Linked DNA regions of Homo sapiens: region 1 is linked to region 2. Evidence: chromatin loops called from intact Hi-C (ENCODE). Cell type or tissue: GM12878. All regions are shown on one strand. Each heading gives the region's core, and the rest is flanking DNA. Links, peaks and the distances in the headings are about the cores only.

Region 1 (6,765 bases), core at 793-5,792, 150 kb before region 2:
AAATAAAATTTCCTGCTCTATTCAAAATAAAAACATACTCCTGCTAGACTCTTCTGTGTCATTAATCTCATAACTGTAGATTTTTTTCACATATTTACAAAGTAAATATAGGTGGTGAGTATATCACTACAGATTTTAAATGCATTGTTATGAGCTCCTGTTTATTAAGGCAAATATGATACAATCCAGTCCAATAAAAAAATCAATCAAATTGAAGGGAAAAATAATTGGTTTCACATAGACGAACCAACTGGCTGCAGAGTTCACTTCCCTTGGGGACATGTTGCCTCTGTTTATAGGTAGCTGAACCCTTTGGTTCTCAAGTAATGAACACCTTTGTTACACACGCATGCCTGTGTGTGCATGCACACACACACACACACACACACACACACAGTCTTCCCTTATAAAGAATGCCAAATCCAAACAAATTGTCTTGACTAGCTTTCCCATCTATCATCTTCTCCACATTTCAACAAAGCTACTAGAAAAATAAAACCCATCCATGACATAGTTCCTTTCTATACCTGTCTTCCCTGTATTCTACTAATGAAGCACCTTAAATATTTGTAGAATTGTAAATTCTGGCCTGAAGACCTGTCAGCCAACATCAGCTTGTGAAATGACTGGAGTTTCATCAGATTGACCACCCCCAGCCCCCAGCAATGTCACCCACAGTGCTGTCAGTGTAATCACAGAGAGAATTATTTTGTGGTTATGTGATATCCTTTTAAGAAGAAAAGAATCATCTCCTTAAATAACATTTGTTTTCCATATCACAAAACACCATTTCAGAAGGTTATTTGATTAACTCTCTCCCATTGAAAATTATATTTGATATAAACAAGAGAGTAAACCTAAATACAAATGATACATTTGTCTGTTAGAGACATATAACATAGAAGGCAATACAATCCATCAATCACTTGCAAAAACACTCTTTGCTTTTGCATGCTTTTTAGTTAGATTTACATTATGCACGTGGGATGCAGAAAAGAACAGTGAGAAAGACTCATCTTCACGGGATGCTCAGGGAGTATTTTCTTGCTTGGTTAGTGTTTCATTTTCAGATAACTTTTCTGATAACTGGGGACCTTTTTCTGAAGTACCTTCCTGTTTGCTCTGTCTTCAACACTGTGACATTTTTATGTACCTGTTTTAATACATCATTAATTTCATCACTGCACGGTTTCCTCAGGAAACAACAGTCAAAGCCCCAGTTATTAGACCGCTCTCATTGAAAAAGAGAAAAGGATTTCATTGCTTAAGCCTCATTTTCCAAGGATTGCTGTTATTAATTATCTGTATGAGATGGATGCAGCAGGGATTTTGCTAAGTCTTGTTGCTTCCCCTTCCCTAAGAGCTGGATCAGGGTTTCTGGAGATCACAGGGAGATCTACACAAAGGCCATTGTTCAGTGCCAATGTGAGCTATGGCCTGCTGCACCTGCCAGAGGGGAAGGAGCTCTCCAGAGCAGGCTTCTGAGAATTCTGGGAGGACAGCCTGTAGGAGGTGTGAACACTTTCCAGAGTCAAAGGCCTCAGTGCCTTGAATCTGGGAGATGAATTCAGCCAAGCAGAGCTCTTAAAGCTCTGCTGAGAGACCAGGAAATGGCTCTGGAATGGACACCCAGCTTCCTAGAGAGGCTTCAGTGAGGCCTGGAATGGGAAGAAGTGTTGCAAAGAAAGACAATCACAATTATGAGCACGAGAAGCCTCCACAGCCCACTGTTAACCACAATCAGATACAGTGTACCAGGTCCCTGAAACATAAGTACCCTTCATAGACGCTAAATGTATTCTTTTCAGCTTCTCTTAGCTTCATTCTGAGGCCAGGGGACAGGCCTAGTGTCACAGCTGAGAAAATGTTATAACACGAGTTGGAAGAGAGTCTAATTGCAAAGAAAGCAGAGCATCCTGGGCAGGGTGGTGTGGCAGTGACTGGGGTGAAGGAATGCCAGTCTCTCAGTTGCCACCACTCCTCCACAGTCCTCAGAGTTCTGTGCCTGAGGAGGGGCTATGAAAAAGCTCAGCTCTTTCCCACTTCAATGGCTTTGCCTCTGCTGTTCCCTGTGCCCCAAACGATATTTTTGTGGCTTTCACAGGCCTGGCTCCTCCTCATGCCTCAGAGTTTAGCTCAAAGTCAGCTCCTCAGAAGAGCCCTTCCTCCCCACCCAATCTAAGCAGCTTATCTGTCCTACAGCATATCTCAGCAACCCGCTGTTGTCCTGCATGGATGATACCACATCCTCTGCTTGTCTTATCTATAAATATCTGCTTCTACACCGGGCCAAATACCCACAGAGGCAGGGACTATGTCTTAGTTTCACCAGGACAATACCTAGCACATAGCAGAGGCCCAGGAAAGGTTGGCTGAAAAAATGAAGGTATCCTAGAACAGCACTGTCTGATAGAACTTTCTGGAATGATGGAAATGTCCCATATTATATGCTGCTCAATATGGTAGTCACTATCCATAGGTGGCTCCTGAACACTTGAAATCTGGCTAGTACAAATGAAGAACTACATTTTAAATTCAATTACATTTTCATTCATTTAAATTAAAATTTAAACAACCACATGTAGCCATTAGCTGCTATATTGGAGAATGCGGATTTAGGACAATCCTCTTAACCCTGAGAAAGATACACAATGATTCCCAAAATGCTAATCTAACTCAAAGAGGAGGAGCTACCCTGAGCCCGAGTTTGGTAATTTTGTGAGCTACCTGACCACTTGACCATGCCCATACAACCTAGAAATTACTATTCTTAACCTTAATAATACTTCTCCTGGGTAGTATATGTAACATATTGGATATGTTATAAAACCAGATAATTTAGGCCATATTTCCAATGCAATAAGTTAACATTTTTCTACATGATTGTTGCATACACACAACACTCAAACATCTTAAAAAAGAATAAAATAAGCAATAACTTAAGCTACATCCCATAAAATAAGCAATAACTTAAGGTACATCCCAAGTGTACATTTAAGCAAAATATCAAAATGCCAGGATCAGTGTCTTCTCAAGGATTCAACGGCTATGACCTTTGAGGGTACAGGCTGTGCCTGCCAGCTCGATATGTTCATCTCCAGGGGCCTGGCACAGCCGTGGAGAAGGCACTCGGCAAATATTTCCTGAACACGAGTAAATACCAAGAGCCATTCTATTCAGTAACTCAGGTTTATTTATTTTTCTTATTTTTTCCCCATCTATTGTGCCGATGTTCTCCACTGAAAAGGTAAAAGTGAACATGTGGGGAAAGGCAGGTTGTAGAAAAAAAGGACTTCACCCCCACCACCCTCCCCCAATATACTCAAGTTACCCAGATAGAGGAGCCCAAGCGATGAGTCAGTATCAATAGACTGGGAGAGCCACAGGCCCAGGGAAGGCTCAGATCCTAACCTGTCCAAGCACCAAAGGGGGCTAGAATGAGAGTACAGGAGAAAAAAAAAAAAAGGAAGAAAGAAAGAAAAGAAAGAAAGAAAGAAAGAAAGAAAGAAAGAAAGAAAGAAAGAAAGAAAGAAAGAAAGAAAGAAAGAAAGAAAGAAAGAAACAACAACAACAAAAAACCAACGCTGGCCAGGATTACTTTTACCCAGATACCAACAGGAACAGCCAACTAGTTGACCCCAAAGTCTTGTTCTCAAAACAATACCATCATGAAAATACCAAGGGAGGAAAAAACAGAACACGACGTAATCAGCAAATAAGAAACCAAGCACGCCTTGTAAGCCTGATTTGAATTCAGTCACACTTGAGGTTTGCAGTTCTCTCTCTCAAAAAACCCAGATCCCACCACCTCCTCTCACTTCTACAGCAGAGACTCATTGCACTATTTTCGCATTCCTTTAGGCTCCTATCTTGCAAACAGACCCAGATAGAGTTTATTCTAATTTGAAAGTGGCAACCCTGCAAGTAATTTTCAGAAGAATTAACAATCATGCTTTTCCTTTCTTCGTCCCTCCTTCCTCTCTCTCCCTTCCTTCCTCCCTTTACCCTCTCCCTCCTCCTCCATTCTGATATAATGAATCGCAGGCAGAATTTTCTGTTTTGATCTAGTTAGAAAAATAGTCTGATTGCCTCAATATTGACAGCAGCTGCAGCTGGACCGCCCCAGGCCAGGAATCCTTTGTCTGAAACAAACAAACAAAAACTGCCTCTCCCCATTCCCCCACTGAAGCCTGTCGCCTACCTCTCAACTGGAAATCTAACCCACAGGCATTTACATCATGAGGTTTGTTTTTATAAGTTATAGCAAAAGGCAAAAATAAGCATGGTTCTCTGGTTATAGGGCAGATTTCCCAATGCCTCATTTGTTAGGAATGACATTTCTGTTAATGCCCTTGTGTTAAAATTGCATGCCCATATTTTAATTTCAATATATCATATCATGGCACTTAGTAAGAGAGGACCATCAAGAACCATTACCAAAAAAGCTATTATGGAACTTTATTCAACTAAGTTGTATATTGACTTTTAGTCAGTGTTTCAAAACAGTTTCATTAAGTTTATGTTGGAAGAAAGAAAGACGGAAAGAAATAAAAGGAAGGAAAGAAAAGAAAGGAGAGGGAGGGAGAGAGACAGAGAGAGGAAGGAAGAGCAAAAGAAAGGAAAAGAGAGAGAAGGAAGAAGGGAGAAAGGGACATATGGACTCTCAGAGTAAGGAGTCCTGATAGAGAATAACAATATTTTTATTCTTTATTTTGAAATTTATCATCCATTCTTTTATGCACTGCAGAAAGCATCATTTTTCTTTAAATGAGTTTGATATTAAATCTCTTGTTCTGCTGAATCAGGTATTATTATATATCCACCGGCTCTGGAATATGCTGTGCCTGAGAAGCATGTTTGGAAAAACAGATGCTAACATCGAGGTTTCCTTTCTGCTAAACGACAAACTTCCACAAAGCACAAAGCAAGGTTTAACCCAATCTCTCTGGTAGCCATGACTGCATGTTCAAAGTATATGTGACCACCACATCCAGGATGATACTAATTTCCTATGTGACAAGACAGTCCTGAAGATCATACACAGAAATTCTTACGGTTAATCATAAACAGGAGAAAAAGATCAAATGAGCCAGCTTTCAGTCATACATTAGGCACTCATTTTACAACATAAGAAACACATGTCTTTACCCCTGATTTTAAAAAAGGTAGTGAATGCATCACAGAAAATACAGACTCAATTGCTTCCCTTTTACATGGTGAGGGCCTTCTCCAGGACCGTGAGTATCAGCTTCTACTAGACTTGGTCAGAATTTGATCACAAAATCCTTCAGAAGCTTTTTGCTTATAAAGGAGATAGCAATTATTTGCATAGCAGAAGGAGGTTTTCACTCTCCCCAATTCTCTGACCCAGCAAAAATTACTGTCAACTATCTGCCCAGTTGAGGGATATTGATTCTCCTGTTGCCGTGGTAACACATTAGTTGTCAGGTCTGTGTGACTCTCATACTCAGTGCCTCATCTGTTCCTCCCGGCTTTTGGAGTTTGACACTTTCTAAGCCTTAATTAGTTTATTTGATGGGACCCTCACATTTTATTTTTATACTAAATAGTTATTGAAAATATCGTCATCCAAAGAACAGATCACAGAGGTAGAAATCGGTGTGCTGTCAGGCCGACTGGAGATGACAAAGACAGAGAGCAAAGTGGGAGGCACAGGCTCTGCTTGCTGCTCCTTGGATATTGGGGAAAATCAAAATGGTTTTTGCCATCTGTCACACAGCACAGTGTGAAAATTATGGAGCTGTTCGTTTCGACGTTTGAGGAACATTCTGCCACTGTGATTAGATCACAGTAGTATTACCCAGTCACTAAAGGTTTGGATCAATGCGCTTTAATATTTTTCTCCTCAGAAAATCTCTGTCTTAACTTATTTTTCAGTGTGAATGTCTGCTGAGCAATTCACTTAGAGATAAATATTTCATGCAGATAAAGCACTTAGGATGGGAGTCAAAGGACAGCTGATGACTTAGTTAAGTTTAGAGTTAATAATAAAAGAAAATAAGAAGGTTAAAAAAAAAACTTCATGAAGGATTGCTGTCCAGAACAAAGCATTATTCTAGACCCATTCTCGAATTATGGCCCACAGAACCCTGCCAGAGGTTGGGAAGTAGAGTCCAAGGAGGCCTTTAGGGAAACCAATAAGTCAAAAAACAATTGTCATGATAAACCTAAGAAATTATTGCCTTTTTCACTTTGTTGGCCTTTACATTTTGATGCTAAAGTAATCATGGTAAAACTGCTAAATGGCTTAGCACAGATCAAGGCAATCACACACACACACACACACGTGCACACACACACACACACACACACAGAGGGAGGGAGGGAGGGAGGGAGGGAGGGAGGGGAAGGAGGAGGAGGAGGTTACATTTTAAAAAAATCTTTGGTGAGTGTGTTTTAAAAAATCACTTGATTAAATCTTGGCCCTTAAGTACAAGCCTTCTTAATATCCTGTGTGACAAAATGGGAAAGTTGCATAAAACACTTGTGTTGTATACTGAGGTGGAGTGGCTAACTCAAAGAAAAGCACTTGTGTGATTGTTTGAGGGGAGAGTCAAACTAATTACTTTTTTTAATTTAAAAAAATCTAAAAGAGATAGAGTCTCACTATGTTGCCCAGGCTGGTCTACAACTCCTGGACTCAAGCAATCCACCAGCCTTGGCAACTAACCACTTTTTTAATAGAAAAACTTTTTCTCAAAAGAGCAACAGAAATATCCAAGGCACTGAGACCACAAATAAAGG
Region 2 (6,765 bases), core at 776-5,775:
CAGCTGCGTGCTGGGAGAACCACTACTCTCTTCAAAGCTGTCAGACAGGGACATTTAAGTCTGCAGAGGTTACTGCTGCCTTTTGTTTGTCTGTGCCCTGCCCCCAGAGATGGAGCCTACAGAGGCAGGCAGGCCTCCTTGAGTTGTGGTGGGCTCCACTCATGAGCTTCCCGGCTGCTGTTTTCCTACTCAAGCCTTGGCAATGGCGGGCGCCCCTCCCCCAGCCTCACTGCCGCCTTGCAGTTTGATCTCAGACTGCTGTGCTAGCAATGAGTGAGGCTTCGTGGGCGTAGGACCCTCCGATCAAGGGGCGGGATATAATCTCCTGGTGTGCCATTTGTTAAGCCCGTTCGAAAAGTGCAGTATTAGGGTGGGAGTGACCCAATTTTCCAGGTGCCATCTGTCACCCATTTCTTTGACTATGAAAGGGAATTCCCTGACCCCTTGTGCTTCCCGGGTGAGGCAATGCCTCACCCTGCTTCAGCTCACGCACGGTGCACTGCACCCACTGTCCTGCACCCACTGTCTGGCACTCCCCAATGTGATGAACCTGGTACCTCAGTTGGAAATGCAGAAATCACCCGTCTTCTGCGTTGTTCATGCTGGGAGCTGTAGACTGGAGCTGTTCCTATTCAGCCATCTTGGCTCCACCCCTGAGTAGATTGTTTTAAAGAACCAGTTTGACATCTTGCCCTGTAAAGGTTAACTTTCTGTTATCCTCTCTCATGTATCACATTATCTCCATCATTTTTTGGAGTTGCTTTGCAAACATTCCTTTCCATTACTTTATCCATGAGAAGTACCAGGATCCAACAAGAAGAAAAAGAGAGAAGAAAAAATAATTCTACCCAGATATACTATGTATATCTGAAACAGACTTTTATCCATCTCTTTCTTCTTTTGGTAACAGTACCCCAATCTTCTTTTGTAGCTTTGGAAAGACATCAAGGGCTCCTGACATCACTTGAATCATGTTCTGCCAGAAGGCTTGTCTGCCTAGGTATTATTCAGTTGTAAGAGCAACAAAATCCTCTTTGGCTTTACCTGGTTTGAGTTTAGAAAAAGAGCCACCAGTGAAATTTATTTTTCCTTGAAATTGTAACACTAGCCAGATCTTTCTGGTTATGATTCATTGGATGTTTGGAGGTCCAAGGCCAGCACATGAGAGCAAACCAGTGTTGGCTTTCTGGTGGTTGTTAAAGTGTGATAAATGGGCCTGATCAGGGGATGGGGGATCCTTGAGCCAGAGGGAGGGCTCTGCTCCGGTAGCTTTAAGCTCTCCTGCAGTAGAGCATCCACAGAATGGCTTCTTGCCATTCTCAGACTAAGCCTCTCAGATTAAGGGTGAATTCTCACTGGGCCCCAAGGTGGGACTGGACCCCCTGCACCTGCATGCAGCTGCAAATGATGAACCTGGGAAAGAAGGAACAAAATAGAAAGACTGCAGTGCTGTCAATCTTATTCCTCGTTGTTGTAGGCAACAGAGGAATGCCTAGGACCACATGTCTGGGATGTCTTCAGTGGCTTGGACACTTTCTAATTTAAAGGTAGAAGGCCACTGTGGTCATTACTCATTTTATCTCTGTCTCTTTCTGTCTGTCTCTGTCAAGCCTCTCTCCTCTCTGAAAAGGCCAGGTCCAGCTCTAAGGGGATGGTCCCCAGGGTAAACAACCAGTTTCTTTAGCCACCATCCAGGCTTTCTACTCCTTTTCCTCAAGGCCTGGCTACCGGGAGTAACCAGTGCAAATGCAAACAAACTAAGAAAGTCCAAGGGGCCTAAGGCTTAGTAGGCTGAGCTAGAATCAAAATTGATCTTGGAGGCATGTTTCAACTTGTTTTACAGATAATTAAGTGCTCGTAGACTCTTCTCCAAGGAAACCCAGCAGTGCCCCAAAGAAAAATCAGGGGAAGGTGTAGGGAATCTTTATAAGACCACCCTATGGATGGGGTTTTAATGGGGGTGGGGTGCAGTTAATGTAGAATCTGTGTTTGTTTACTTTTGCAAACAGCCTGTTTTGCTTACTTGATCTAATGACTGAAGAGATTAGTGCCATTTGTTGGGGAAGGAAAATGAAAAAGGGAGAGAAGAAAAATGTTAAATAATAATAGAAGTCTTCAAAATAATTTTTTTCCATCTAGACCCAGGAGGATTGCGGCTGGTCTGGGGTCAGATCATTAAATATAAACAGGGATAGCACGGGGAGAGGATAATATAAAAATATTCCAGATTCCATTTACCCATTCATGCACCCACATCTCTCCTCCCACTTTTGCCTGGTCAGCCTCTTTACTTCCTGTAGATCTTAGATAAATTACCTTCTTTAAGAGAGGCCTTCCCTGGCCTTCCAGAAGAGATCAACTCTTCTGATCACTCCCATAACTTCTCCTCAAAGTTTTTCCTTTTTTTAGTTCCTGACACATTACAATTTTACACTATTTCTCCGATTATTTAAGTAGTCTTTCTCTCCATGATTTTAATATGATCTCCAAGAGGACAGGGAATCTATATCTATTTCTACTTACTATTGAAATCCCTGTACCTAGTACAGTGCCTGGCACACAGTGGTGTTCATAAGCATCTCTAGGTTCAATGGATAGATGTCATTCTACTTAGTTCCCGAGCACTTGCTGGCCGATAATGGCAATACACTCTTAAGGAAAAGAGTGATCTGGGTAAGTGACTTGGCCTAAGTCATGGTTTATCCTAGGTGGATGATAATAAAAAGTTACATACTCAGTTTGAGCATCAATAAGGTTAATAACTGCAATGATCTAAACAGATCAAATATGTTTAAATCCATAAGCTAATAATGATTCCCTTTTTTAAAAAAGACTAATTGGACATTATTTGATGATGTTCATGAACAATTCATTACTGATAACTAAAAAATAAAGGGAAAGATTCAAATGCTAATCTTGCTTTTTCCACATATCGGTACCACTGATTAACCACAGGTGGGAGGAGGTTTTACTTTATAGAAATATTCCAGCAAATACATATTATAAAGTAACATTTAAATATAATGATTTTGAAATCCTTGATCAATTAATTGGTCATGGCAGATTATTTTGTCCAAAAAGGACACAACAATATTTAGGTCCCAGGGCCATGACATCAGACAAAGCCTATTTCTCCTCTCCTTGAAATTGGAGGACCTTTTCAGCTGCCTCAGAGAGTGGAAATGAGTTTACCATTTTTTTCTCCAATGTCCCCTGCCCAAACTCAAGGAAGCCTAAAATTTAGAAATGGGTACAGGATACTGAGAGAGCTCTAGCAGGAGCTCTTTTGTTCTATCAAGAGAATTCCCAAGGGTTGGAGGGAGTGGGGAAAATTCCTAGTCTTTTTTCTTTCTTCCCCCTCTCTCTTTTTTATATTCTCTTCTACACCGGCTGTGGTGATCCACAGGCACCTAAAACTTTGAGGAAGCAGAAGTTTCTTCCTGGATCAAAGGAGCTGTTGTCTCCAAGAGTGTGTGGGGAAAACCCTAGTTTCTGTTTGTTTGTTGCTGTTGTTCTGTCTTTCTGCTGCCTGGCCTTGGTCAAGGGTGCAGTCACAGGAAATGTGCAGCAGAGTAGGATAAGTAAAGCTCCAGTTTTCTGAATGGAAGATGGAAAAGAAAAGCCATAGGAGCTGGAAAGTACAGGGGAGATCATGGAGAAGAAGGAGCTTGGGGAAATGAACCCATAAAATGACTTATGGATTCCTGGACTTACCCCAAGTAGCTCATGCATAGATCTGACCCTAAACAATGCACCAGAATCAACCACCCAGTCCCAGACTGGATGCTGAATAGCACTGAATAACACTATAGAGTCATTCAAAATGAACTGGACATTAAAACTACAATTCCCAGAAGGCTGATCAGAACTTGTGACCTGAACTAACCAGTTTAAATGCCTGCTGAAACAAAACTACCAACATTCTTCATAGGATTTAAATAAGAAGCAGAGTCTCATCACACAATATTCAAAATGTCCAGGATCTAATACAATTTTACTCAGCTTATAAAGAACCAGAAAAATCTCGACTCTGCAGAATGGAGCCCCAAAATAGGCAAAACACAAATACAACCAGTTGATTTTTGACAAAGTTTTACAGGCAATTTAATGAATGGGGTAGTTTAAAAAAAATAGTGTTGGAACAATTGGACAGCATATGCTAAATAAGGAAATAAATTCCAATCTAAACCTACATATTATGCAAAATTTAACTAAAATGGATCACATGTATGGACAAAGAAAATGTAGTACTTATACAAAATGGTGCTCATACATAATTTGGCCATAAGAACAGAATGAGATCCAGTCATTTGCAACAACATAGATGGAACTGGAGATCATTATGGTTTTGTTTTGTTTTGTTTGTTGGGTTTTTTATTTGTTTGTTTTGACACAGCCTCTTGCTCTGTCACCCAGGCTGGAGTGCAGTGACACGGTCTCAGCTCACTGCAACTTCCGCCTCTTGAGGCTCAAGTGATTCCCCACCTCAGCCTTCCGAGTCGCTGGGACGACAGGTATGTGCCACCATGCCTGGCTAATTGTTTTGTTTTTTTTTTAATTTTTAGTAGACACGAGGTCTCACTATGTTGCCCAGACTGGTCTCAAAATACTGGCCACAAGCCATCTACCCACCTCAGCCTCCCAAAGTGTGGAGATTACAAGCATGAGCCACCACGCCTGGCCTGGAGAGCATTACGTTAAGTGAAATAACCCAGACACAGAAAGACAAACATCACATTTTCTCACTTACCTGTGGGATCTGAAAATCAAAACAATTGAATTCATGGACATAGAGAGTAGAAGGATGGTTACCAGAGGCTGGGAAGGGTAGTGGGAGGCTGAGAGGGAGGTGGAGATGGTTAATAGGTACAAAAAATAATTAGAAAGAATGAATAAGACCTACTATTTGATAGCAAAATAGGGTGACTATAGTCAATAATAACTTAATTGTACATTTTAAAATAACTTAAAGAGTGTCATTGGATTGGTTTGTAACTCTAAGAATAAATGCTTGAGGGGACACCCCATTTTCTATGATGTGCTTATTTCACATTGCATGCCTGTATCAAAACATCTCAGGTACCCCACAAACATATACACCTACTATGTACCCACAAAAATTTAAACAAATAGAAATAAATAAAATGGATTATAGACCTAAATGTAAAGTCTAAAATTATAAAATGTTTAGAATAAAGCACAGAAGAAAATATTCATGACCTAGGTTTAGGCTGTTACTAGACATGACAATAAAAGCACGATATATAAAGAACTCACGAAACTCAACTGTAAGAAAACAACCCATTTAAAAATAAACAAAAGATTTCAACAGACACTTAATTAAAGAGGGTATATGGAAGACAAATAAATACATGAATATGTGTTTAAAATCATTAGCCATTAGGAAAATGCAGATTGAAATGACAATGAGATATCACTACATATCTAATAGAGTGACTAAAATAAACATTCTGAGAACTCCAGGTGCTGATAATCACATGAAGCCACTGGAACTCTTCTTTGTTGCTAGTGGGATGCAAAATGGTACAGGCACCCTAGAAAATAGTTTGACGATTTCTTCTAAAGTCTACATTAATTACCGTATGACATAAAAATCTCTCTACTGTGTATTTATCCTAGAGAAATGAAAATTGATGTTCATTCAAACACTTATACATGAATGTATATAGTGGTTCTGTTCATAATTGCCAAAAACTGGAAACAACTCAACTGTCCTCAGCAGGTGAATGTAAGAACAAGCTGTGGTACAACCATACCACAAAATGCTACTTAGCAATAAAAAGGAATGCATTATTGATACTCACAGCACCTTGGATGAATCTCAAAAGCATTTTGCTGAATGAAAGAAGCTAATCTCAAAAGATTACCTACTGTGTAAACCCATTTATGTGACACTCTCAAAAAGACAAAACTATGGTGATAGAGAGACAATCAGAGGCTGAAATGAGGTAGCGGTGGGGGAAAGTGTGACTAGGATGGGATAGCAAGAGGGAGCCATTTGGAGGAATGGAACTGTTCAGTACCTTGATCATTGGTGCTGGTTAGAAGGAGCTATACATGTGTTATCATAGATCTGTGTACCAACTATGCTCAATTTTACTGTATGTTAATCTAAAATAATTTTTAAACAAAACCTTTCTCACTAGCAGTCCCTTAATATCTTAGAAATGCTTAGAGTTTCTTGGCCAGGTGCGGTGGCTCATGCCTGTAATCTCAGCACTTTGGGAGGCTGAGGTAGGAGGATCATGAGGTCAAGAGATTGAGACCATCCTGGCCAACATGGTGAAACCCTGTTTCTACTAAGCATACAAAAAATTAGCTGGGTGTGGTGGCCTGTGCCTGAAGTCCCAGCTACTCAGGAGGCTGAGGCAGGAGAATCACCTGAACTTGGGAGGTGGAGGTTGCAGTGAGCCAAGATCACGCCACTGCACTGCAGCCTGGCGACAGAGCGAGACTCTGTCAAAAAGAAGAAAAAAAAAAAGAAATGCTTAGAGTTTCTCAGGAGATAAATATAAACAGCCTTATTATTATCCCAATTTCCAGTATATTCTGACTTTCTTTTCTAAACTTTATGAATATATGATTTGTTTACATTTGTCTTACCAAGGAGAACCACACATTTAGAGAGAAGCAGCCCTCTCTCTCCCACGCTCACAAGATAAATGTCAGTCCACTTACACTTGCTCATCAGTGATACCATCCTCATGACATGAAAACATGATGATGAGAAGTCTTCAAACCACA

The links. A loop is a pair of places that touch in the nucleus more often than their neighbours do. Peaks named below come from ENCODE experiments on the same cell type or tissue, not always from the same donor. Only the 100,000 strongest peaks of a DNase experiment are listed, where the experiment ranks them.
Region 1: it touches region 2 in a loop (5-fold over the local background); 1 of 110 quality-filtered maps calls a loop at or near these places.

Annotation. Positions count from the first base shown.
Region 1 is chr3:59,537,880-59,544,644 of GRCh38, reverse strand. The region is part of intron 6 of CFAP20DC-DT (CFAP20DC divergent transcript); the gene reads right to left. Among named protein-coding and RNA genes, the nearest start is that of CFAP20DC-DT, 450 kb to the right of the region's middle. In GM12878, for the core only: no CTCF peak of the experiment used is centred there; a DNase peak (open chromatin) is centred at 3,704.
Region 2 is chr3:59,389,046-59,395,810 of GRCh38, reverse strand. All of the region lies in intron 5 of CFAP20DC-DT (CFAP20DC divergent transcript), which reads right to left. Among named protein-coding and RNA genes, the nearest start is that of CFAP20DC-DT, 310 kb to the right of the region's middle. In GM12878, for the core only: no CTCF peak of the experiment used is centred there; no DNase peak of the experiment used is centred there.